5 separate regions of the Homo sapiens genome follow, and all the other regions are linked to region 1. The links are chromatin loops, found by intact Hi-C in ENCODE. Cell type or tissue: ascending aorta. All regions are shown on one strand. Region 1 has its middle 180 kb from the start of FGF18. Region 2 overlaps FGF18 (fibroblast growth factor 18). Region 3 overlaps LOC105377721 (a long non-coding RNA gene). Region 4 has its middle 120 kb from the start of SMIM23. Region 5 has its middle 100 kb from the start of FGF18.

Region 1 (5,000 bases):
CCCCAGGTGATTCTGATGCACAGCTGCGATTGGAAAGCACTGGCTTTCAGCTCTGAAATGGGAGCTGGTACAAGAATGAGTATAATGCCAACAGAACAAACCCAAGGATATGATGTCCTCAGCTGCAATGACAGATGCCCACACACTCCAGCCCACAGGATTAACTAACAGTAGAGAGCATGACAGGGCCTATTGCCATGTGACCCTTACTCTTGGTGACTCCCTCTTCCTGCCATCCTGCTCACTTTTCTTTCTAGCATTGTGACTTCTCTTGTTCCAAGACTCAACTCAAATCCTGCTTATGAAGCCCACTTTAACTGCATCCATAGAGAGGAAAGTGGAGAGTAGATTATAGGCATCAGATGTGTTAAAACCAGCCCAACTAAGAAATTCCACTTCCAGAGAATTACAGAGAAATACTAGCTTGAGTTTGCAAGGGATTATGATAAAGACATCCATCAAAGCACTGTTTGTGATGGCAAAAAAATAGAAATGGTTGTCCATCAATGGGTAAATGGACAAAAAATCTGTAATTTATGTATACAGTGAGCATTGTTTGGCAAGTCACATCAATGTAATACATCGATGTGTCTCAATATATCTAATTCTCAAAAAAGCAAGTTGCAGAAGGATATACCATATCTGTAACATGGTATTATTAGATAAATTCTAAAAACACAAAATGATTCGACATAGAGTTTGTGATTACATCTATACATAGAAAAGTTATTAAATGTGTGGGGAAATTATACACAATCATCTTCAAGTTAGTGATTTACCTTTTTATCACTATAAAAACTGAAACAAAGGATGATAAACATCAGCGTTGATTAAATCTCAGTGGTAGATCAATGGATGTCACACTATTTTCTTTACTTTTAAGTATGTTTGAAATATTTTATAATAAAAATAAAGCAAGCAAGCTTTGGAGAAATCAGAGATGTAAGAGTCCGTGTAGCCGGGCCGGGCGTGGTGGCTCACGCCTGTAATCCCAGCACTTTGGGAGGCCAAGGCGGGCGGGTCATGAGGTCAGGAGATCGAGACCACGGTGAAACCACATCTCTACTAAAAAATACAAAAACATTAGCCAGGCGTGGTGGCGGGCGCCTGTAGTCCCAGCTACTCGGGAGGCTGAGGCAGGAGAATGGTGGGAACCCAGGAGGCGGAGCTTGCAGTGAGCCGAGATCGCGCCACTGCACTCCAGCCCGGGCGACAGAGCAAGACTCTGTCTCAAAAAAAAAAAAAAAGAAAAAGAGTCTGTGTAGCCTGGGAAGGACAGAGGTAACTCCTTGAAGATTTGGGACTCAGTGTGGGTATATTTTGAAAATGTAGAGAAAAAAAAAAAAAAGAATGACTTGTTTGTTGTTTGGAAGCTAAAGTCTTTACTTTTAATAAAAGCATTTAACCCATTTATACTTACTTCATAGCTGACATATTTGGTCTTCTGTCATTTTAAAGTGTTTCGCTATTGTTTTAGGTCTATAGCTCTGGCAGCACAGATGAAAGGGCAACTTTCACAAACACATGCTTGCACCACAGCTCAATAGTCACCAATTCCACCCACACACATGAAATGTTTCCAGAAGATTTGGGCTCAGCAAATGACCCTTGTTTGGATAAGAGGGCTCAGCTAGTGCCATGTCTTTCAATCAGATTAATCTGAAATGGGGATGGAGTACAACGGGTAATCTTCATCCAGAAGTGGATGTTGCATTGCAACTTGGGACTCCGTTGAATGTATTATGAAAGGACATGTCACTTTGAGAGGCAGGGAGGCATGATGGAGTGAGATTTAGAGTCAGATATAAAACAATTTCATCTATGGTTTGCTGCAGCTGGACCCTGGCTGTTTCTGAGTGATTACTCAAGTCAACCCCATCCAGATGGCAGACGTGGAGTGGGCCAGCTCTGGTTTGAGTCACATCTCTTATGCTTACCAGTTCTATGTTCCTGGATGAGTCATTTCATCACTCTGAACTTTAGCCCCTCATCAAAAGTGAGGACACTCATATCTACCTGGTAGCATCGTTGGCAAGTTGAATTGAATGTTGGTGAATCAATTGAATTGATTCATTTTATGCTAATGTAAACCCACTACATGCCAGGTTTACCCCTGGCATGTAGTGCGTTTACATTAGCATAAAATAAATTGGTAGATTTTATTTTCTCTCTCACATCCCTTGGTTACTGACATACACCATCTCATTCCTCCTTCCCAGGAAGGTAGGGGGAGAAGCAAGTCCCAGAGAAGGGTTGGCGCTGGCCTTGCAGCAGGTTCATCAGACGAGCCACCGGGCTGTTACTGCCTGTGGCCTCTCAGGGAAGGCAAGGGGTTTCTGGCTGCTTGAGAGAAAGAAGGACCCCTCCTCCCCCACCCCCGGCCCCATCCAGGGATGGGGGAGGCATCCAGGGAGTGCTGGGCCGGCCCTCCAGTCGCTGCCAGCTCTCCTTCTGAGCTTGCATCAGCAGAGAGGCGCAGCATGCTGGGGCCTGGCTGGGCCGGCTCCACGCTCCATGTGCCCTGGCCCCCATACACCATTTGTCGAGCAGCAGAACAGAATTTCCTCATAAATAAACAAGATCTTGAGTTTCACGTTGGGGAGGCGATGACAGAAGAGGGCCTGGGGCTCTCGACGTTATCTGCACCCGGGCCTGCCAACTCCTGGCCGCCTGAAGGAGCCAAGAAGAGAGAGGAAGGAGACCCTGGCCAAGAGCACATTCTTTGGTGGTAGAGTCACTGCCTGGCGGCTAGCCGCAGCTCCTCTCATTTCCCGCGACGTCCCTCACGCTGGCCACCGGGGGCTCTGGGGCTTGGCATTTACTAGAACTTCTGCCCGGCCAAGCGCAAGCACCTGAACTTTGTTGTTAGGGAGGTGGGTGAGAGGGGCGCCCAGGGCCTGGGAGATGTCAGGCCTGGAGGAGAGGGCATCTAGCAATTTCTAGTCTAGATGGCCTGTCTTGTGCTATCCTGGTTGAATTCTTAGCTCAATCCCCAAAATGGGGTTTGATCCATCCTGTCCCAAGCCCGAGGCTGACTGAAGAAGAAACTGAGGACAATCCTACCAAAAAACGGCCCACCTCCCAGCATAGGGAAAGTGGAAAAAGTGGAATACTATGCAACAGTAAAAAAGGAAGAATCATTGCCACATGCAGAAACATGAGAGTCAATTACACATAGTGGTGAGCGACACAAAAGAACATACACTGTAGGATTCCATTTACATACAGTTCAAAAGCAGACAAAATTAACCTATGATGACCTACGTCAGAATAGAGGCTACCTCTTGTGGGAGGAAGGGTTGAGTAGGAAGGGGCAGAGGGAGGTCTCTGGGGGCTGGGAATGTTCTCCACTTTGATCAGGGTGGTGGGTACACCAATGTAGGCATAAGGAAAAAGACCTTGAGCTGTACACCTAAGAAGAATGTGCTTTTGTACTTTACCATGTATAGGTTATATCCTGATGAAAAATTTTTTTGAAAAGGATCCTAAAAAGAATTATATGAGATTATCTCCTTACTCAATTAAAAGTGTACCCTGAGTGCCCATTGGTGAGGAGATATAATTCAAACTCCTCACCAAGCCCTGCAAGAGTCTCTAAGATCTAGCCCCTCCAACCTCTTCACCTTCTTCTTGGGTTATGCTCCCCGCTGTGCCTCTCCAGCCTTTTACTGTCCCTGGAACTTGCATAACACATTCCCACCACAGGGCCTTTGCACCTGCTGTTCCTTCTGCCAGAAATGTTTCTCTCTCAGTTCTTGACCCAGATGACGACTTATTCAGATCTGACTTCAATGTCAGATTCCCTGACTATTTCTTTAAAAGAGCTTTACTCCAGTCGCTATAACTACACTGCTCTGTTTGTCACTCCAGCAGTTATTATCGTCCAAACCATCCAAGGTGATTTTATTTCTACATTTGTTGGTTTGTGTGTTTGCTGCCTCCCCTTGGATGTCAGCCCCTAGATGCTACACAGAGCTTTCCCGTTCAGCTGGGGATCCCCAGTGCCTGCATGTAGGATGTGTAGCAGGTATTTGGCGCTTGCCTTCCCATCTTCTAATCCTTCCTCCCCATTTAATTTGGGGTTCTATCTTTCTCTAATTCTCAGCCCATGTGGTCTGGGTAGGGTTTCTGGAGAAGATTTTTGATCTTTCTTGCTGGACTGCAACCTGGGTGGATGTGAGGCTGAGGCCGCGGCTGCTGCCAGCATTACTACTACTTGGAGGAGGGAAGAGCTGAGAGATGCAGACACGAGGTCTTGGAAATAGCACTTGAGGCCTGAATCAAGCTGCATCTGAAACCAGACCTATACCTGGGCTTTCCAGTTACATGAATCATTAGATTTCCGTTTTCTTAAGCTAGTTGTTTTTTTTTTGTTTGTTTGTTTTAACCAAATGAATGTTCTCTGCCATCCATGGCTATAGAGGAAACTGAGGACAATCCCCTAGTCTCTAGGGGGCAGTATGCACTGTGTCTATAACTGATGAAGATCAGATCACAGACAGAACAGCACATCTTCCCAACAGTGGGAGAGCACATAGTTGCTCAAAATGTTCACTGAGTAAATAAGTAAATGGATGAATAAACAGACAGATAGGTGAGTGGATGGATGGATGGATGGATAGGTGGGTAGATAGGTGTACGGATGGGTAGGTGGATAAGTGGGTGGATGAATGGGTAGGTGAGTAAATGGGTTAATGGGTGGATGGATGGGTGGATGGATGGATGGATGGATGGATGGATGGATGGATGGATGGACGAATGGATGGATGGATGGGTAAATGGGTAGGTGGATAGGTGGATGGTAGATGGATGAGTGTGAGACGGATAGGTGGATGAGTGGGTGAATGGATAAGAGGATGGGTACATGGATGGACGGGTGGATGAGTGCATGACAAATGGGCGAGTGGGTAGATGAATAGGTGGACGGGTGAGTGGGTGAGTGGATAAGAGGAGGATGGGTAGATGGATGGATGGGTGAATGAGTGAGTAATAAATGGGTG
Region 2 (5,000 bases), 140 kb before region 1:
TTTTGGGGGAGTGAGGGACCAAAGATAGGACCAGGGACCATGTCACTGAGCCTTTAGACCAAGCCATTGCCCCTGGTAATAAAATGTGTCTTGTTCTCCTTCTGCCTTTCGAAGCCCAGCTCCTAGTGGAGACAGACACCTTCGGTAGTCAAGTCCGGATCAAGGGCAAGGAGACGGAATTCTACCTGTGCATGAACCGCAAAGGCAAGCTCGTGGGGAAGGTGAGTGATGGTTTGGGATTCCCGGGAACTTCGGGTTCCCCTCTGGCAGCTCTGGGAGCTGGAACAATGTGTCCAGGGCACTGTCAGTCCCAAATGGAAAACAGGCCGTGTGTGTGTGTGTGTGTGTGTGTGTGTGTGTGTGTGTGTGAGAGAGAGAGAGAGAGAGAGAGACAGGAGAGAGAGAGAGAGACTGTAATCTCTTCCTTTCACCCCATCCCATCCCCCACTTCTCTTCCCCGGGCACTTGAACTCACCAGGCTGAGGTATCCATGGCTGTGTCTCTCCTGTTGGGTGTGGAGCTCTGGCTTGCTTGGTAGTGGGAGAATCCTTGAGGGGCTCTGGGGCACCCCGGCTACATGTCCCTGACGTCTGGGAGCAAGGAACCGGCAGGCCAAGGGCTGTGGCTGCATCGATCGTTTTAACAATTGCCAGGGGCTTACCGTCCTGCAGCAGTGACCTCTGGAACCTGGCCGCCTCGTCAGCGCTGGGCCTCTTGGTTCTAGCATTTCAGAAAGATTTTATTACTTTGAAACTGGCAAGAGAGCTGCATTTAACAAATTAGGGTGGGGGCAGGAGTGGGGGTGCAGGTTGGGGGGACCCTCGGGTTGGGGAGACCCACGTGTGTGGGGATCTGAGTCTCCAATGATGCTGCTTCTCAGCACCCCTGTTCGTTTCCTGGGTGCGCTTGTTTGCAAAAGTCATGAACTGGCTTCCTCTGGGTGTTCCAATGGAAGGTGTTATCCACAGGAGCTCTATGGTAGGGTCAGGTTCTCTGTCCCCTTCTCTCTGCAGGGACTGACTCCCATATGCAGTTTGTACAACCAGGGTTGAGGGGGTTTTGCCTGGACAGGTGGAGTGGGGTGGAGGGTAGGCCTGGATTCTAAGGGGGATGGGCTTGTGCTTGGGGGCAATGCCCTGGCTGATTATTTGCGGTTCATTACATCTTGTTGGGGGTGGGGGAGATGACTTCAGTCTTGCTGAAGCCATGTTTTTGATTTTTTGAATCCCCCAAGTCTTATCCCTCTCCCTTTCCCCCATACCAAGAGGCTGGGGAGGATGTAACAGGCCAGAGATCCCAGCCAGGGCATTGTCGCATTATTTTGTTAATAATTACTGTCATAATAGCTTCCGCTAATTGAGCACTGACTTTCTGCCCGGCACTGAACTGAAACGCTCCCAGTGAATCCCAGGAGGCTGCCACCGCTACCATCCCCATTCCACAGATGAGGAAGCCGAGGCTTGGCCACGCCCGGGCACTTGTCCCAGGTCCCACACTACAGCTCGGCGGGATTCAAAGCCCGGTTTGGAAGGAAAAGATTCCAGCCGCACTGCCCACACCAACTGAGGCTTCTCAAAGAGCAAAATAATAGTAATCCGCAGAGCGCGGCTCCGGGATGCCGAGGAGTGGTTTTAATTAGTGATTCACTTTCCGCCGTTGCGAGGCTGGCCGGCCGGCGAGGGGGGTCGGGGCCGGGGCCGGGGCCACGGACTGGGGCGCGGGCGCCGGGTCCCCCTAGCCTGGCCGGTCCCCCTGGCCTGGCCGGTCGTTTCCTGTGGCGGCGCGGCCCAGCCCCGCGTCAGGCGCTTTGTTCTCCTGCCCGCCTGGGCCGCCTCCCAGGCCCAACCTGCTTTGAGTTTTCGGCTCGTTTTTCTTTCTCCCCCAGCAGGGGCCAGCGGCACCCGCCAGTGCCCGTGCCCACGCCGCGGCCCGCCCTCGCCGTCTGCGTGCTGTTCCCGGCATCTTGACCCCAGGAGGGCTGCGCGGGGGTCAAAAGAGCAGCCCCGTCCCCTCGGGCCGCCCCCCCACCCCGCCGCCGGCCGCCTCCCGCCCGCGGGCGAGCCGCTGAGTCACCGCTTCCACAGGAGCCGGCTCCGATTTCCTGCCCCCTCGCCCTCTCTCCCGTCATTAATATTGGTGACGGTTCAGCTGGCGCGGCGCACCCTGGCGCAGCGGAGGGAGGCCCGGCCCCGGCCCCCGGCGCCTCCCCCGCTCCCGCCCAGGCCTCCACGCCCGACCCCAACCCTTGCCAGCCTCCTGTCTTCTGGGCCCACCCGGGGGACTCGAGGACGCCACCAAATCCACCTGTCCAGGCTTGACCTCTGCCCCGCCCAGCGCCCCCTCGCTCTCTGGCCCCCGAGGCGGGAATCTGGCTCCTGGGCTGCGGTCCTCTCCACAGCCTCCCTGCCCAGTCGTACCTTAGGCCCTGGGTGTCCCCTCCTGCCCTAACCCCTGCCACCGCCTCTGTTCTGGCCTCCTACCATCCCGGAAATCGTTGCCCCAGCCGCCTGGCGTGTGGCTTCTGCATCTCCAGGCCTTTCCCCGCTGCCCACCTTCGGCTTTCTACAGCACATACGGCATTGGAGGGCGGCACATGACCTGCCCTCCACCCCCACCCAGCTCCAAACCCATCCATGGGTCCTCCCACCTTGCTATGGGACACCGAAGGCCCTGGGGAGCCTCCCCGGGCACATGGATTCCTTATGCTCCAGATGCGTGGCACTGAGCACCGCTGTTCCATGGACGGGGCCTTCGGGCACTGTCCATGCTGTGCCCTCTGCCGGGACTGCCCTTCCCTCTGTCCACTTGCCCTGAGTCCTGGCTGGTCATTCCCTGACCCCTCTGTCAGCCCACCCACCCCGGAGCCCCACAGTCCCTCGCACAGCCCTCTGTTGCCTGTCTGCTAACCTGGGTTGTCACTGTTTGTCTTTGTGCCTGCATCCTCTGTCACACTGGGAACTCCCTGAGGGCGGATTCTGCATCCATTCATCTGAGTTCTGTGTACCTGGCCAAAGGGCTCCGGGGGCACCAAAGAAATAGAAACATGGTTCCTGCTGTCTGTGGATTGACTCTTAAGCTACAGCCTGAATTATTCACATCAACCCAAGGGAGTCTAAGCGCCCTGGCCTTGCTGAGCCTCAGCGTCGTCATCTGTAAAATGGGAATGATAATCTGGGCACTTAGTAAGCAGGTAGGCACTTGCTAAGTGTTAGTCCCTTTCCCCTTTGGAGCCAGGTCACGAGGTCACTTCTTCACCTGTGGGAACGCCTGGTCTCAGCTCCAGTGCCAACTCCTTTGGAGTGGCTCAATGGGGCAGCTTCCTTGGGCCATCTGTGTGCCAACCCTGCACATCTCTGGCCACAGCAAGGGTACCTGCATTGAGCCCTTGACAGAGCTTTCCAGAGGTTGCAGGCCCTTGCTGGAGTTACTCTTTCTGCTGCATTGTACCAATCAGATGCCAAAGCTGTGTCCCCAGCCCCTGCATGTTCAGGCGGCCCCCCTTCTCCTTGCTACCCTCTGGAACCCATGTCACCTGGCCCAGGAGGTGGCGCTTCCTTTCATTTTGTAAACAGTTGTTGAGTGTCTAGCATGATGTGCTAGGCATTTTTTTCCCCATCTCTGGAGACGCAACCCAGATTGTATTTTTCTCATCTGCCACCACCTATTGCGATCACTGATGAGTCCTTTTTGGGGCAACATAGAGCCACAGACCTTTTCAGGGCAGGGGAGTGCTCTGCCCACCAGCACATCTTTGTTAAGATGGCTTTGGTTGCAAATGGCTGAAACTTAACCTAAAATGCCTTAAGCAAAAAGGGAATACGGGGCTTATATAGCAAACAACAACAACAAAAACCAACAGTCCAGGGGGTAGTTCTAGTTTCAGGTAAGACTGGATCTAGGGGCCAGATGAGGTCATCAGGATTCCGTCTTCAGATCAAATGGAAGGACTAGGGCTCCAGTTTGGGAAGCAAGAGGTTGGAGGTGGTAGTAGGAAAGAGATCAAATTCTGCTACATCATCAGGGTTCTGGGATGGAATATTCACTTACTCTCTACATACTGATGCTTCTGCCTTGCCTGAACCAATTAAGTCAGAGTTTCCGGGGGTCGGGCCCAAGCACAGGTGTTTTTGTTTTTGGAGTCTCTGCTGTGGTGAGCAGGGTCATAGAGGTAGCCAGGAGCAGAGGCAAGCGTCAAGCCCGGATGTAGCCTGCTGTTAGCTTCTTATCCATTTTTGCCTGAGGTCACGCAGGGGAACTTGTGATCATCATAGCCCCAGGGCTGGTTCCCAAGATTCGTGAATTTCAGCCCAAAGCCTAGCTCTTCAGCCCTTTTAAGTAAACCCAGACATGCATTGAGCCCGCGTGACTGGCACTGGGTAGCTCCTTGTACATCCAAAACCTCGCTTTGTGCCAATGGTGGCTATGTGGGCCTGGGGGAGGCGAGATGTTTTGATGGGCAGCACCTGCTCCTCACCTTTCCCCCTTGTGGACCTCTTTGGAACTGGGCAGAGGAGAAGTGAGCTGCAGTGGCTAGGGCAGGTTCAAATCCCAGCTCTGCCACTTAGAATCTCCATGACCCTGGGCAAGGCCGATTTGCTTCTGAGCTCTGCTTTCTTCTACCAAGCAGAGCTGAAGAAGAGGATGAAATGCAGTAATGGAAGTAGCAATGTTTGGCCTGTAGTTGGCAATCAATAAATGGTTAATGACTGAGTAGGGAGACCAAGTGTGCGAGACAATTTCTAGGGCTCAGCTTGCTTTGTCTCCCTAATCAGTGTGTCTCAGGAGGGACCTCTCATAGCTTCTGCTTGTCTCTGGGACATTTATAACAGATCCAGGAGGGAGAGTCTGTTTTCTTCAGGAGGAAACCCCTTTCATGTGTCATCCCACCGTTTCCATCCTAATGAAAATGCGTTCAACCCCAAATGCTCGGGGCACCCCTGTCTTGAGCTAAGACCTGTGCTCAGCAACAAGAGAACTGAGAAGCAGCCCTGACCTCAGCA
Region 3 (5,000 bases), 110 kb before region 1:
CATCAGACCTGTGAGGTGCTTAGCAGGGTGCAGGTGCAGAGTGGGTGCTTTTCTGGATGTATGGTTGTGTGCCTTCCTCCGACTGAAGACCAAGACTCCCAGGAAGATGGGGACTTTCCGTTCTTGCAGGAGTCTGGATTCTCCTTGGTTAATCAGTTCTCCCAGAAGCCTAACCACTTTCTTCAGTCTTCTGTGCAGATAGATGCTCTCCAGCACTCACTTTGGGCCGGTCCCCCTTTCTGACTGCTCTCATCCCACATCCCTGTGGTGGGTGGAGCTGGCTCCTTGGAAAAGGGGGTTCCTTTTAGACAGCCCTGCCCTCCACCTCCCTTTCCACTCGCTGGCCTCGGCCAGCCCCCTGGGCCCAGCTCGAGAACAGACACTCACCCCTCTGCCAAGCACGGAGTGGGAAGGGAAGGGCTGTGCAGCCCCAGCCAGGAGTCCCAGCCAGGGAACAGATCAAGAGCGGATGGGATGATGGGGGCCACTGAGGTTCTGGGACCAAGGCATGAAGGCATGGGAACTTTGGGCTGCGGTGGGTCAAGGGGTGGCCAGGAGGTCAAGGGAGGAGCAGGGGGCTCCCTATCCCCAGCTCAGCCTGGGTGTGAAAGCCAGGAGTCTTCTAGTTGCAGCTGGAGGGGGCACACAGTGGGAAATAGCCTCACTCCATTGCTCCTTAAAGGGGCCAGCCAGGCTTCTTAAAGTGGCAGCTCCTGGGCAGGGAGGGGCCCCGGGAGAGCTTGGCCTCTCAGCCCTGGGAGCAGAGCTTCTTTCCATCAGGCAGTGAGTCCACCTACCATAGAGATGCCCTGGTTTCCTGCCTCCTCACCATCATGGCATCTAGAAAGGCCTCCTCCCACATGAGGGGGCTGTGGGGTTGGGCCCCTCATCTGCCTTGGCCTGCGTGTCCAGTCCTGGGCCTGGCCCAAAAGAGAGCCTCAGTGACTACTGAGAAGTAGATGATTTGATGAAGGGACCGGGCTGGAGCTGTGAGCTGAGACCCCAGAGTACAACCGGAGCTCTTCCCAACCCAGGGTATGAGCTTGGTCCAAATGGATCCTGGCAGAGACGGGCACTCCTTGGTCAATCTGTTTCTGAACCTTGCCATCTCCACTCATCCCAAACTTTCCAGCCCCATAGCACATCTGACATCTGTGATGTGCTTTTCCTATGTGATAAATGGACACCGTAACTTAGTATTTAGGGACCAGACAGGCTGAGTTCAAATCCTCGCTCTGCCTATTCCTAGATATTTCTGTTTCCTCTCTGCAAATGGAGCTATGAGTAATAATATATTGGGGCATTGTTGAAAGGCTTAGATCATCTAAAGCAGCGACAGTGATGAGAACAGGACCTGATCTTAAAGGGTGCAATAAACGGTAGCTCTTACTTTTACTACGAACGGCATGTGCAGAGGATACTATGCTTTTCTGTCAGCTCAGAAAACTGGGTAGCTGAGAGGCAAATGACATGTCCAAGGTCACCCAGAAAATATACAGCAGAGCCAGGATTTGAACTCAGGTCCAGCTGAGCCAAAGCCTGCTTTCTTTGTGTCATCATGCACCACCTCCTTCCACATCTTGCCCTGGGAGTGCGTGATCACTGGGGCTCGGGAGCTGCTAAGTGCTGGGGTAGGGGATAGCATTTTACTAGGGTCCTGGGGGCCAGTGGCTGACCAGATCCATGCCCTCCTTCCCCTGGCCTAATGCTGCAGATCTCAGGATGTCAAAGGGGGTGATGTCAGACAGTCATGCTGGGTGGGAATGGCTCTGAAAGCCTGCAGCCCCTTCCTCGCATGGAGCCTCAGCTTCCTCGCCTGTAGGTTGGGATGATCCGACAGAGGCATTGTGAGTCTCAGCTGAGCTATAACTCGTGAGAAAGCTTTTCGGACACATAGCAGGCAAGGCCTCCCAGGTTGGAGGACAGGAAGGGAGCCTGTCTGAGTAGGGAAGGGAGCTGGCCGTGTCCACAGCCTCCAACCCTCGGCCTCAGCCCCGGCCCACAGCTGGGCCTGGACTCCTGCTCGTGGCCGCCCCTCTCATGGGTCTGCGGGGATTTCTCTGCTCCAGGCTGACCCCTTCCTTGCAGAGGAGGCTTCTGTTGCCCGTCCGCTCTGCTGGGCCTGGGCTATTCTCTGTGTTTGTGTGTGTGGGGGTTGGGGATAGGTGGGGGTCCTCTTGGATTCTGTGATGGAGGGAATCCTGGCGTCCCTGTGGAGTCAGCCTGGGCCGCCGCCGGCTCAGCCGTCCTTCCCAGAGCCTCTGCAGCCCTTCTGGCTGCCGTTGCCTGCAGATTCCCGGCGAATGGTGCTCCTGAGACCGCTATGGGCCCAGGCTGCGTCATTCCCACCCTCCCTGAGCTCTGGGACTAGCTGGGCAGGGCTCCAGCCCTGGGAACTCCGCCTGCTGCTTTTTTCCCCTTCTTCGAAATTTCACTGTATGATTCAATGAAATGTCCTCTGCTTCCCGTCACCTGGCTTGGCTAAGCTGACCTTGTAGTGTGGAGCAGAGAGCACTGGACCTGGAGCTCAGGTGCTGGCATGCGTTCTGCCTTGGATGTCCTGTGTGACCGCAGGAGAGCGCCTTTACCTCTGTGGGCCTCGGTTTTTCCATCCGTAAAATGGACTGGGAGGATGGTAGTGAGGGTGTGTCTAGCAATAGAAGAGGGGAGAATGAGAACTGCCTCTGCACCCTCTCATGCCTGTCTTCTCTCTCTATGGTGGCCACTGTCTCTTCCTTCTTTGCAGAGATGTTTACCCAGGGGTCTAAGCCAGAGCTTCCTTCTCTGCCCTCCCTGCCAAGCCAGCGTACAGATCACTGGTCCCAGGGTCGGCTGTGGTAGCCCTAGGTTGGAACACACCCCTGGTTCCAAGAAGGTCCCCGTCTAATATGTGAGTCCACAGGTCCTTCCTTCACTATCCTCCCCACCCAGGCTAAAGGCTGAGGCACCCCCCACCAGGTGGGGCTTCACCACTAGAGGGCGCCCACCCCCCCACAACTTGATTAAAAAAATAAAACCCAAACGGCCTACCCCAACTAAACGTAATCGTTACAGCAATTATTGAGCATTTATTATGTGTCAGGTGCTGTACTAATCCCTACAACACCCCTAGAAGGTATACAGTGACATCATTCCCACTTAACAGATGACAAGACCGAGGTCTGGAGAAGTAAAATGACTCACCCAAGACCACCCAGCTGGTCAGTGACAGAGCTGGGACCAGCAACCAGGTCTAAGCAGTGGAGTCCCAGGCCCAATGCAGAGGCCTCATGGCACCCAGAGTCAGCCACTGCAGTGGGGAGGATGGCTGGGATGGGAGCTGAAGGTGGAGGCTAGGATTGATGAGATCAGAGACCACCAAAGGAAACGTTTGTAAACCTTCACAAAATTCGGCAGCTTTTCAAAATAATGATAATGGTAGGTTACATCCATAGAGCACTCACCATGTGGCAAACACAATACCAAGAGTTCTATATACACAATCTCCCCTAATACTAGGAACAACCCAAACGGGGGTATGTTCCAGTATTATTTCTGTTACAGATGGGGAGACTGAGGATCAATGAGGTGAAGTGTCTTGCCCAACCTTGCTCATTTGAACCCAGGTCTCTTTGCCTCTGGAGCTTGTGACTTAACTTCTGCATTCTGCTGCTTTTCTCCTTTAGAAGAATCTTATCCAGAATCCCAACATTTAAGAGATAAAAGTGGGTGGAAGCAGAGGAGGTGGGGGTACAGGAGCCTGAAGCTTTCCAGGCCAGTTTGAAAAGCCCTGATCGAATGCCCCCCTCTCCAAGCCCCAGACAGGAGCAGGGACTTGCCCACGGGCCCAGAGCTGGTTAGGGGTAGAGCCCCCAGACCACTACTTGCTCCCTCTGTGGGTGCTACCTTGACTTTGAGATAAGGTCCAGGCCTCAGGTGACAGGGGTAGATGCTTTAATCTTTGGCCTCAGCAACTGGGCAGAGAACCTTATATCCCTGATGAAGAGACTTCCACCCTGACTAGAGACTCTGGGACATGTCGGCTGTCATAGGCAGTGGCAGCCGAGGGGTGGCTTGGGGGATGGACATGTGGGTCCCCTAAATCTCCATCAGTCTTTCCCCCAAGCCATAGTAAACAAGAGGCCCTTTTCTCACCTCTGAGTAGTGTGCAGTCCCAAACCCCCTCCTGGGTAGGATCCTGGGTCCTGGAGCAGACTGTGGTCATGTGAGTTGAATCAATGACCCCCTGGCTGTGTGTCTAGCTTGGGAGCACTAGGGGGGGATATGGTCTCCGTACCATGCGAAGTCCTGTTTCTGTGTAATGCAGTGAATTCCTACCCAGGTCCCACCTGGGATTCACCTTGTTCTTTTGTAGGAGTCGAATCTCTGCAATTGTCTGACTTCTGCAGTGATGCTGGGGGAATTAAATGTAGCTGCAGTATGTACAAGACATATCCTGCAGTGGGGGAACACTGTCAGGTGGGTCCCGCTGGGGCTGGGGACATGGGAACCAATAATGTGTGTGAAGCACTTAGTGGGGACCAGGCCCAGGGCTCAGCATGATCACTCTGAATCCATACAGCAGCCCTGCAAGGTAGGCACTCTGGAGCTTGTGACTTAACTTCCGCATTCTGCTGCTTCTCTTTCTTTAGAAGAATCGTTTCTAGAATCCCAATATTTAAGGGATAAAAGTGGGTGGAAGCTGAGGAGGTGGGGGGTACAGGAGCCCAAGAGTCCCCAAGGCCACAGTGCTTTCACCCCTCTATGAGGATGCATAAAACAGAGCCTCAGAGAGGCTAAGTGGCATGTTCAGGGTCGTCCAGCTGCGAAGTGTCGCAGCTGGGATTTGAACCCTGGTTGGCTGGACTCAAAGGTCCCACATTGTTCTACTCTGCCCTGCTGGAGCACCTGTGTAGACTGTTAGATTGGTTCAGTGAAGCATGCCTGCTATTGACACCCTTGCGTAGTCCCTTTTGAGGTGACTTGTTACGTAGCAGCGATAGATCGTTAAAACAGTTCCT
Region 4 (5,000 bases), 71 kb after region 1:
TTCAAGGTCACACACCTAGGAAGTGGTGGAACAAGGATTTATATCCAATTCCGACTCCCAAACCCCTGTTGATTCCTCTAAGCCAAGTGGTTTCCCTGGAAGGCAGGCAACCTGGATTTTCCCAATGGAAGAGCTTTGACCCAAAATCAGGGTGCCCCCTGCCAGCCAGTGCTTTCTGTGGCTTGGTTGCTCATCACCATCTTCTGGAAACCATCACCTGGGCTTCACCCTCCACCCAGGGCTCCGATAAGAGTTGTCATATTAGTACAATGTGACCCGACCTCTTGAACCTGCTCTTTGGCATACAATGAGCAAGTGACCCACACCAGGCCAATTCCAATTGTTCCCCATGGATCTGACATTTGGAACTGAACTGGTAGTTGCTGGAACTACTGAGCCTGGTTGTTGTTGGAGGTGAATCCCATAAAGGGCGATGCTATAAGGAAAAGGTTCTGTGAACCCCAAGCATGGAAGACCTGTGGCCACTGGGGTCCTTCTTTTCTGTGACTCATTGTTCTGTGCGTCTTTGAATTCTATGAGAGCTCTTGAATACCCTTCCCAACAACAATTATTTTTAGAAAATCTACTTACAACCAAAATCATGTAACTCATTCACCTCACCATCAAATCATCTATGAATCAGGCTCTTAGATATAGGAATCAAGATGAAACAGGCCAAGGACACTAAAAGGATGACCTAGAAACAGGCTTATTGTCACCCACTCTGTTATGTTATTGGAGCAGCACCTTCTCTTCTGTTTTCAGCTTCCCTGGGGATTTTCTATTTAGACTGATAAGGGGGTGAAGTTGGGAATCCTGAGCCCTAATATTGACAGTGGCCATGATCTTATTGTGACAAGGGAAAAAAGGCCAGCCCTAAGAAGAAGAGGCAAAGATATGATATATAGAGAAAGACTCTTTGCAGTGCTTGAGGCCGTCCCTGTGTTTGATGATAGGTGCTCATCAGTTCCCCCTTTGCCTGAACCTACGTTTTCTCACTTGGCCCCATGAGCCTTCTAATGAATACAGACACTTCTGGCAAGGTTGCTCCTGACTGTGGGCTATTTCTGCCTTTCTTTTTTCTTTTCCTTTTTTTTTTTTTTTTTTTTTTGAGACAGGGTCTCTGTCTCCCAGGCTGGAGTACAGTGGCACAATCACCTCCCAAGGCTCAGGAGATCCTCCAGCCTCAGCCCCGTGAAGTAGCTGGGACCACATGCATGTGCCACCATGCCCAGCTAATCTTTGCATTTTTAGTAGAGACGGGGTTTCACCATGTTGCCTAGGCTGGTCTTGAACTCCTGAGCTCAAGCAATCCGTTCACCTCAGCCTCCCAAAGTGCTGGGATTATAGGCATGAGCCACCGTGCCCAGCCAAGTGCAGTCTATTTCTTACAACTACAGGACTTGGCACACAGTGGACACTTAATAAAGGTTTGTTGAGTGACTGGATCAATGAGCAGAATACAGTTGGCAACTTCCTGCTCCTGGTGATTGGCACCACTGGACTGACTGGGGTTAGGAAGACTGGTGAAGAATGGGCAGAGAAGACCAAGGACTTCAGACAACTTCCTCATCCCAGACTCCTCTGAAGTTAGACGAGGCCCCCACAGTCCCACCCATCATGGTCACAGTGAGCACCAGCAGAGACAGCTGCTGCGGGATGCTACCGTGGTCATTCCTGGGGGTGGGTCATGGTTGGACTTGCCTTTGTATCACACCTCTTGGCCAGAACCTGGCACAGTGCCTGGCACATAGTAGGTGCTCAATAGAGAGTAATGAGGGCAAGAACCAGTGAGTGATCATCCATGGAATTAGCACCTCTGTGTGCCAAGCATAGCCGTGCCTATGAAGGAGGGAGAAGATCCCATGTTTACCCTTCAGTTGAGGAGAGAAAATTAATAACCCAGTAACTGTAAACTAATAATGAAGGATTAAAGTGCAGTGGCTAATGGCACAATCAGACGCTGATCCATTGCTTCAACAGATATCCTTAGAGAACCTACTTTGTTCTAGGTCTGATGTTGGACACTGGGGATTCAGATATGAGTAAGATACAGTCGGGGTAACTGAGGTCTGAGGGGGAGTGTCACAAAAAATTCACTCCTTCAGAAATATCCACTGAATTCGTACTATGTGTCAGGCGTGATGCCAGGGGCTGGCACGACGTGGTGCCCCACAGAGGCAGGGAGCTGGGTCTCCTGCTGAGGCTACGCCATCCTTTATAGTCTCAGGGACGTCTTTCCCTGTCCAGGCCTCCGTTTGTAGACCTGTCAAGTCAAGTGACAAGATCAAATGGCCAATGGGCTCTTTCACTTCTGACAGCTAAGGCTAACCCTGTAGGTAAAGTCCAGCTGAAACCGAATCCCGCCACTCTTTAATTTCCTCATCTGTGAAATGGCCTTGTCACAAACAGCACCTACTTCACAGGGTGCTTGTGATGATTAAATGAAAGAATAGATGTAAATTACTAAGTATGTGCCTGGCATCCTCTCAATGCTGTCTGTTCAACAAGCTCCTCATTCTTGCTACTGTGATTCTATCTGACACCTGCCGCGTGCCCTTCCTTGTGCCAGACACTAAGCCTGGCTCTGTGGAAAGAGCATAAAAGACCCTCCAGGGTACACCCTCCAGGAGTGCTGCATGGAGTGGGTTGAAGGAGGGAATTCACCCAGGGTGGTAGGGTGGGCCTGGAAGCCTCTGAGCTGAGCCGCTCAGGAGAGAGGAGGAGGGGTCACTGGGGTTGGGGGACAGGATTGGGGATCAGAGGAAGCCTCCCAGCGGGGGAGGGGCAGGGCCTGCGCCCTTCCCCTCCGGGAGCCCCCGGTGGCTAGATCTGGTCTGGGCGCAACCCCTGACTGAGGCTGCGCTGGGAGTGCCGAAAGGTGGCCTTGTGGGTAAGTCCTTCCAGCTGCATCCAGGTAATCCCGGCCTTCGAGCGGGAGAGATGATACCCCCCGAGGGCCGGGCCTGGTCCGGCTCAGGATGCGTGCCCTGTGAAAATGCTCAGCAGCCCTCGCCTTTAGGAGTGCTCAGGTCCAGCATGAATCATTCCTTTTTGAACTTGTCTAAATGTGTTTATAAAATAAAGCTGCGGCCCAGGGCTGCTCCTGGCGGAGCGGGAAGGTAATATGTTTTTAATTGGAGAGATTGGGGGAAGGAGGCAGCGGGCCAGGGTGAGCTCACCCCGCATGAATGCGGCTGGGCGGAGAACAATGTACGTTCACATTCTTTGACTACAACGGGCCTCCGCAGGACCTGGCTCGGTGGGCAATTCTCCGGCCTCGGGGCGGGCGTCCGGGCCCGCGCCGTCTGAGGTTAGCGGGAGCGCGTACCCTGGGAGGTGGCCAGAAGCCCTACATTGAAATATCACAGTGGGTCAGAGCAGGGGTCGCAAACTCCAGTGCACCCAGGAACCGCGCAGTATCTCAAACCCACGGACACCCAGTGTAGACCTGGAGAACTGGAAATGCGTGGCCTCTGCAAAGGGGACAGGCACCAGTGGACTCCACCAGCCCCGTCACCAGATTGAATGTTTCTCAAGAAAAACCAGAAATCATATCTGGATGTAAAAGCTCCTCTTTTTAAACGTTGTCTTTATTTAATTTTATCCTATTTTCTTACTTATTTTTGGTTATGTGGGCCAAATAAAACAGATGCCTAGGCCGTATTTAGCCCTGCAGCTGTCCCCTCTTTTAGATCTTGGGAGTGGACCTCATGCTGTCTTTTACCAGCTACCAGGACTTTAGGCAAGTTACTTCACTTCTCTGAGCTTTGGTCTCTTCAACTAGAAATCTGATAGATTAATGCTACTTTTCCTGACTTTTCAAATGCTTTCTATGTTGAGGATAAAGAGAGGAAAGAAGATAATTGTAATATTCATTGGGCATCTGCTATGTGCCGCGCATGGTGTTAAGCAATTTACGTATTTTGTTGTTGTGATGTTTTGTTTTGTTTTTTAATCATCATTATTCTGTAATCTAGGTATTATTCCCATTTTGCAGATTAAGAAATACAATCTTAAAAAGCTGAAGCTGGAATGTGAACCAGTATTTCCAACTTTAAGCTGAAATCATCTGAATTTAAAGAACACATCGTGGTAAGAATGGGGAAATGGAGTCAAGAGTTAACTGGCTGACTTAATGTCACAAAGCCATGCCCAGTGAAGGCAGTAGCCATTTTGGGTCCTAGCTCAGGAATGATTCAAGTAGCAATAGCGTTTTGCAAAGTAAAACAGGCAGAGCTCTCAAGGTTAAATCAAGGGTATAATGGAGTAGGTACCCCCCTGCACTGCTCCAGTTACAGCCCTTCCAAAGGACGACGTAGCAGTATGTGTTAAAAGATTCATATTCTCTAAAAGATTCATCCACTTTCACCCAGTAATTCCTCCTGAAGGAATCAATCCTAGAGAAATAAAAGAGCTGTGGGCAAGCATTTGTAAAAAAAACTAATGCTCAGAAAATCGAACATTCATTATAAAGGAAGAGTTAAATAAGGTAGGTAATGTCCATACCCAGGAATATTATGTAGCCTTGAAAGAATGTGCAATAACGGGAGGAAATGCTCATGACATAATGTTAAGGAAAAAAAGTAGAATGCAAAATTAGGTAAACATGTGTATGATAATCAAAGAAATGTAAAGAAAGAAGATGGGAAGGAAATTCACCCCAATGTTAATTCTCTACGTGGTGGAATTTTAATTTAATTTTCTTCATCCTTGTTGAAATTTTTTTAGATTTTCTCTAATGAGCATATTACATTTTACAATCTGAAATATATATATTTTCAGGATGTTACAGGCCTCATCTCATCCAGTTTGGGAAGTGGATGGGTCTCAAGCCAAGTATCACATTTATTTAAAAAACAAAAGCCCAGAGAGAAACTCTAGAGAGAAAAATACCACAGTGTAAACTGGTTATTACTGGATGATTGGATTATGGGTGATTTTTTCCTACTTCTTTATATTTCTATGTGTTTTTCAAACTTTCTACATCAAGATTTCTT
Region 5 (5,000 bases), 75 kb before region 1:
AAAAAATGCTGAAAAAAAAGGCACCCTGCAGAGAACGAGGAAATGGAGATTCAGGAGAAAATGCATTGGTGAGAGCAAGATGGACGAAGAGATGGAGTCAGGAACCCAGGGCCGGGGATGGCGGCTGGGCCACCATCTCCATGGTGAGGGGAGACAAGGGGAGAGTCACGGGGCAGGGAGATGAGCTGGGGAGATCCGAGGACGCCCATCTGAAGGCCTCCATTTTCTTTATGAAGATCAAGACAAGACAAGACCACTTCCTGAGGGTCGGGAGGAGTTTGCTGAGGCTGAGGTTGAGGGTGGGTCGAGGAGAGGAAAGGAACGATGCGGCGGCCGTGGTGGAGAGAGGGAAAGGAAGCCGGCTGGGGCCCAGGGAGAGGCTGCCAGCGATGCGGATCACCCAGTGCGGGCCAGGGACTGGGAGCACAGAGGCCAGCTGCCCCTCAGGGTGAGTGTCTCTGGCCCAGCTCAGCTGTTCAGGCACAGGAGCAGGGGTGTGGGTTGGAGGGTCACCCAGGCTTGCAGCTCAGGCAGGTGGGGGTGGCGGAGGCAGAGAGGGCAGACAGGGATGACCGTGCTGGCCGTGGAATCTGGGCTGCAGCCATGGGGTGGAAACTCTCAGAGGCAGAGAGAGATGTGTTTGAGAACAGTCTGGGGACGGAGCGGGCAGTACAGGAGCTCCCGAGCCCCAGAGACAGAGAGAGGGCTGCCGGTGAAGAAGGTACTGATTGGGTCCTTGATGGTGGAAGTGGTGCAGTTTCTGTGATGACTAGTCCTGATGGCTGATTCGGGGTGGAGGAGGGGCACTGGTGACGAGGAAGTCCAAGACAGAGGGGCCAGGACATTGAGAGGGATGTCTGTGAGGGTGTCAAAGCGACCCAGGGCAATGGCAAGAGATGCAGTTGGGGGGCTCCTCAGGGAGTGAAGAGTGCCCAAGAGGCTGTGGACAAGTGAGGGGGGTGAGATGTTGCAAACAGCCTGTGTCCTGAGAGAGCAGGTGTTTTTGGGAAGGTGTGGGCAGCATAGGCCAGAAAGTGGCCATGGAAGCAAGGGGACACCGCCTCTGTCTCCTGTCCTGAGGTGAGAGAGGAAAGCCAGCCTTCTCTTGGGAGGGAGGGGAGGAAATGATGTCCCCAAGGCAGAGGGGGCTCCCCAAGGCCATGGAAGGGAGGAGCTGGGAAGAGGAGGAAGCTGTGTGCGAGGCAGTGTGCTGTTTGTGGGGCTGGGGTTCTTCAGGGTCCTGGGAGAAGGTTCTGGAAGGAGGGAAGGCTGGAAGCTGGGCCAGGGGAGAGACTGTGCAGAAAGCATGAGGATAGGAGCTTGTAGAACTGTGTATGAGGGGATGGACCCCCTTACAGGGATGTGAGGCCTTGTCCTGTGTCCTTCCTGTGGACACTTGAGTCCAACAGGATTCAGCTGAAGCTGAGAAGTGTGAGAAGGACCTACGGGGTGGGGGGAAGGTGCTTATCTTGCTTCCCAAGGAGCAATGGAGGGGGCTTTTTGCCACCTCCTGGGGTGGGAGCCTCAGTCCTCGGGGCTGGGCCCCCTAAGGCCCGTCCCAGCTGGTCCTGGGAGGGTACCACCTCCTCCCCACCCTGTGACCCCTGGGTCAGGGGCCATCTCCTGGGGAGATGGGAGTTTGTGGCTGGCCTGAGCAGCTGCCTGGAGGGGAGGAGGCCCCTTCGATGACCAACCAGCTCTTTCACACCCCAAGGAAAAACAAGCCCATCTGCAAAAACCCAGAGGTGTGAGGTGGAGGCTTGGCAATCTGCGGCTGGGAGGGAGGAGCCTCCTGTCTTCCCGCTGAGACAGTGTGGGAAGGCCGGCCAGCCCAGCCTGGGATCCAGCTCCCTCCCTCCATGGGGCCTTGGGCAGGGCCTCCGGAGAGCAGTGTGGGGCTGGGAAGGACTCGGAAGCACCTGGAGGAGCAGGAAGCTCTGGGGACACTTTGCAACTCAGGCGGCTGGCAGAGAATGAGCACTGTGCAGCGAGTCGGGAGATCTCAGCCACCCACACCCCCAGACTCCTGCGTGCCCTGGGGCTGTTGAGGGGTCCCCACTTCAGGGTTCAGTTTCCCCTGCCATCCAACTGCTGGAGTCGGTGGCCTGGGATGCTCTTTCTGGCTGGTGAGGCTGTTGAGGTCCTCCCAATATGGGCAGAAGAACCCAAGCAGAGGGTCTGAGCGCCTGCCCGCTCTGGGCACCCGGAGCCGGCTCAAGTTCCATTCCTGAATATCAATGAGCAGGCCTAGGAATGTCTGCCCCACAGCTGGCTGCAGGCAGGCGGGCGGGGCGGGAAGGGAAGGGAGGAAATGGCCGGGCCTGGCCCTCCCAGACCCACCTGCCCCGCAACAGCAGGCAGAGCTTGCAGGCAGGCAGGGCAGCCTCTGCCCAGGGCAGAGGCAGATGGGAACAGACAAAGGCCCTTGAGATGTGGGGGAGGTATGAGGGAGGGCAATGGGGGGAGGGTGGGACAGACCTTTCCCAAGCTGCAGTCATGCCCCGTGCCTCTGTGCCATCGCACCTTTAAGTCTCCAGCAAGCTCCAGCATTCTGCACTGTCACTCCTGGAACTTGCCCACCTTCTCACTGTGGGAGGAGGCAGAACTAAGATTCAACCCCAGGCCTCTTCAGCTTGCAACCTGTGACATTTGTGTTATGTCACCCTAGGAGATAGGGAAAGCTGCAGATGTAGACAGCTTAGGGGCTGCTGGGCTGAGAGCTGCCTTTATTCATTTCTTCCTCTTGCAAGAAACAAGGCCTGTGCCAGCCTGGTGTCGGGTGCTGGGAATACATCTGTGAGCAGGCCAGGGAGGTTTTAGGAACTGGAGAGAAAAGAGTAACATTAATGCTCCCTTAATCATCCTCAGCCCCTAGTGAGTCATCTGAAAAAGCTGCTAAAGGGCTGCATTCCTCTGCAGTACAGAGGATTCACCCAAGTTAGTAAGAACATTTCAGAACAAATCACATCTCAGAACAGAGCTCGGTGATTGCAGGAGAGGTCAAGCCTTCAGAGAGTCAGGACATCAGGGACAGACCCTTAAATGTGCCAGGTGCTGGGATTGACCAGTGAGGGGATGGGTAACAAGATTATTTGACAAGGTTTCTTCTGCACGTAACTCACAGTCCAGGGCAGGAGACAACTCCATCACAAGGCCATGATGGAACAGAATGCTGGGATGGAGAAGTGGGAGGAGCCAGGTAGGAGGAAAGTTCAAGGGTGGGGCCTCCAAGGTGGCATTACAGGAGGAGTGAGAATTCTACAAGGGATAAAGCAGGAACGTGCCTCCAGGCAGAAAGGACAGATAGCATTTGCAAAGGTCTTGCAGTGGCTATAGCCCTGCTGGAAGGCCAACAGTGTAAAGCTAGGAGATGAACTGAAACGCAGAGAGGTGTGCTCTGAATACCAGGCTGAGAGTATGGACAACCAGTGTGACACTTTGCTTGACCGGATGAATATTCCACCCTCCTCCCTGGCCTAGAAAACCATTTTGGATGTGTGTTTGATTGGGTCTGATAAGCTGTCAGGGCTGCCGGTGAAGCTGGAGGCTGTCTCGAGGCTGATCAGCTTGCCCCTCCACAGGCACAAGGACTGTGTCTGGGCCCCAAGCACTCCGTCTGCAAAGAAGGAGCTATAAAAATGTACTCAAGGCAAAGGATCCCAGGGAGCTAGCACAAAATGGTGTTTGAGGCTCTTTCCATGCAGATCAAGCTCAACCCCAGGAACCAAGGCTGACTGACCTTGACAAGTCCCTTCCCCTCTCTGTGCCTCCATTTCCCTGCGGTCTCAGGTTACTCTCCAACATTCTCATTCAGATGACTCAAGGAGAGGTAGAATTGGGTGACCACTTAGAAGGTGGCTGGAGAACTCACTGGATTAGCCATGATCATCATTTCTGACCCCGGCCCCTCTATGGGGTGACGAGGATGGGAGACAGAATTGTGAGGGCTGCTTGCAATGGTTTCATTGTGGGGCCAGCTCCTGGGGAGTCTGTATTCCTTGAAGCTGGCGTCTGGGCATCCACGGGTTTTAGACCCTGGTCTAGGCCTCGGATGGTGAGTAGAGCCAGAATTGGGACCTTGGTTCTTTTTATTTTTTTGAGATAAGTTCTTGCTCTGTCGTCACCCAAGATAGTGTGCAGTGGCAGGATCGAAGCTCGCTGCAGCCTCAAACTCTCAAACTCCTGGGCTTAAGCGATCTTCCTGCCTCTGCCTCTGGAGTAGCTGGGACTATAGCTGCAAGTCCCTATGCCTGGCTAATTTTTTAAAAGATTATTTTGTAGAGACAAGATCTCGCTATGTTGCCCAGGCTGGCCTTGGACTCCTGGCCTCAAGCATTCCTCCTGCTTTGGCCTCTCAAAGTGTTAGGATTACAGATGTGAGCCACTGTGCTCAGTTGGGACTTTGGTTTTTGATATGGATCAAGATTCATATGTCAGCTCTGGATCTATTCATTCATTTATCCATCCAACCATTCATCCATCCATCCATCCATCCATCCATCCATCCATCCATCCATCCATTCATCTATGCAATGACTAATTGTTGAGCGCAGGTGCATGCTAGCTGTGTGGTCAATAGCGGATGTTGAAGGTGCATCAGAAAGCATGGTACACATGTTAATGGGATCTCACTTTAGCAGTGGGTCCATTCCATTCAGCACTTAAGGAACTCCCCTACTTCCTTTGTGTGCCCAGGGAGACCATTTCATTCCTGTGAGCCTCAGTGTTCTCACCTATACAATGAGATTTAATGATCCCCGTTTGTAATGCTGTTGTGAGTTTAATGAGATGATGGATGGAGGGCACCCAGCATGGCACAAGGACTTTGCATGGGAGCTGTCATCAGTGTTCCTTACAGCATCACACCCGAGCCTACAGCTCACATGGCACAGTGGTAGGACCAGCTGTGGGGAGTGGAAGAAGGAGGGCAATGGGGTTAGGCAGAGCTGGCTACACTTTGGCTGTGTGACAACAGGCCAGCCCCTCAACTTTTCAGAATC

Evidence for each region. Peaks named below come from ENCODE experiments on the same cell type or tissue, not always from the same donor. Only the 100,000 strongest peaks of a DNase experiment are listed, where the experiment ranks them.
Region 2: it touches region 1 in a loop (2.5-fold over the local background); 2 of 110 quality-filtered maps call a loop at or near these places.
Region 3: it touches region 1 in a loop (2.5-fold over the local background); 10 of 110 quality-filtered maps call a loop at or near these places.
Region 4: it touches region 1 in a loop (2.6-fold over the local background); 2 of 110 quality-filtered maps call a loop at or near these places.
Region 5: a loop joins it to region 1, with 2.5 times the contacts of the local background. A loop is called at or near these places in 5 of 110 quality-filtered maps.

The regions. Positions count from the first base shown.
Region 1 is chr5:171,594,026-171,599,025 of GRCh38, forward strand. No RefSeq gene overlaps it. Among named protein-coding and RNA genes, the nearest start is that of FGF18, 180 kb to the left of the region's middle. In ascending aorta, a CTCF peak has its summit at 2,761; DNase peaks (open chromatin) are centred at 1,885 and 2,636; H3K4me3 peaks cover 369 bases; H3K27ac peaks cover 1,731 bases.
Region 2 is chr5:171,449,033-171,454,032 of GRCh38, forward strand. FGF18 (fibroblast growth factor 18) reads left to right here. Exons shown (of 5, transcript NM_003862.3): 4 at 115-221. Among named protein-coding and RNA genes, the nearest start is that of FGF18, 32 kb to the left of the region's middle. RefSeq lists an enhancer at 1,931-2,502. In ascending aorta, no CTCF peak of the experiment used is centred here; DNase peaks (open chromatin) are centred at 1,509 and 2,099; H3K4me3 peaks cover 1,381 bases; H3K27ac peaks cover 2,154 bases.
Region 3 is chr5:171,481,632-171,486,631 of GRCh38, forward strand. The region is part of intron 2 of LOC105377721 (a long non-coding RNA gene); the gene reads right to left. Among named protein-coding and RNA genes, the nearest start is that of FGF18, 64 kb to the left of the region's middle. In ascending aorta, a CTCF peak has its summit at 2,969 (motif pointing right); DNase peaks (open chromatin) are centred at 2,380 and 2,886; H3K4me3 peaks cover 408 bases; H3K27ac peaks cover 1,133 bases.
Region 4 is chr5:171,664,818-171,669,817 of GRCh38, forward strand. No RefSeq gene overlaps it. Among named protein-coding and RNA genes, the nearest start is that of SMIM23, 120 kb to the right of the region's middle. RefSeq lists enhancers at 2,852-3,430, 3,431-4,008. In ascending aorta, a CTCF peak has its summit at 3,111; a DNase peak (open chromatin) is centred at 3,184; H3K4me3 peaks cover 891 bases; H3K27ac peaks cover 1,270 bases.
Region 5 is chr5:171,518,683-171,523,682 of GRCh38, forward strand. No RefSeq gene overlaps it. Among named protein-coding and RNA genes, the nearest start is that of FGF18, 100 kb to the left of the region's middle. RefSeq lists enhancers at 467-999, 1,000-1,533, 1,534-2,066, 3,669-4,200 and a silencer at 1,623-1,917. In ascending aorta, a CTCF peak has its summit at 2,763; a DNase peak (open chromatin) is centred at 2,769; H3K27ac peaks cover 2,641 bases.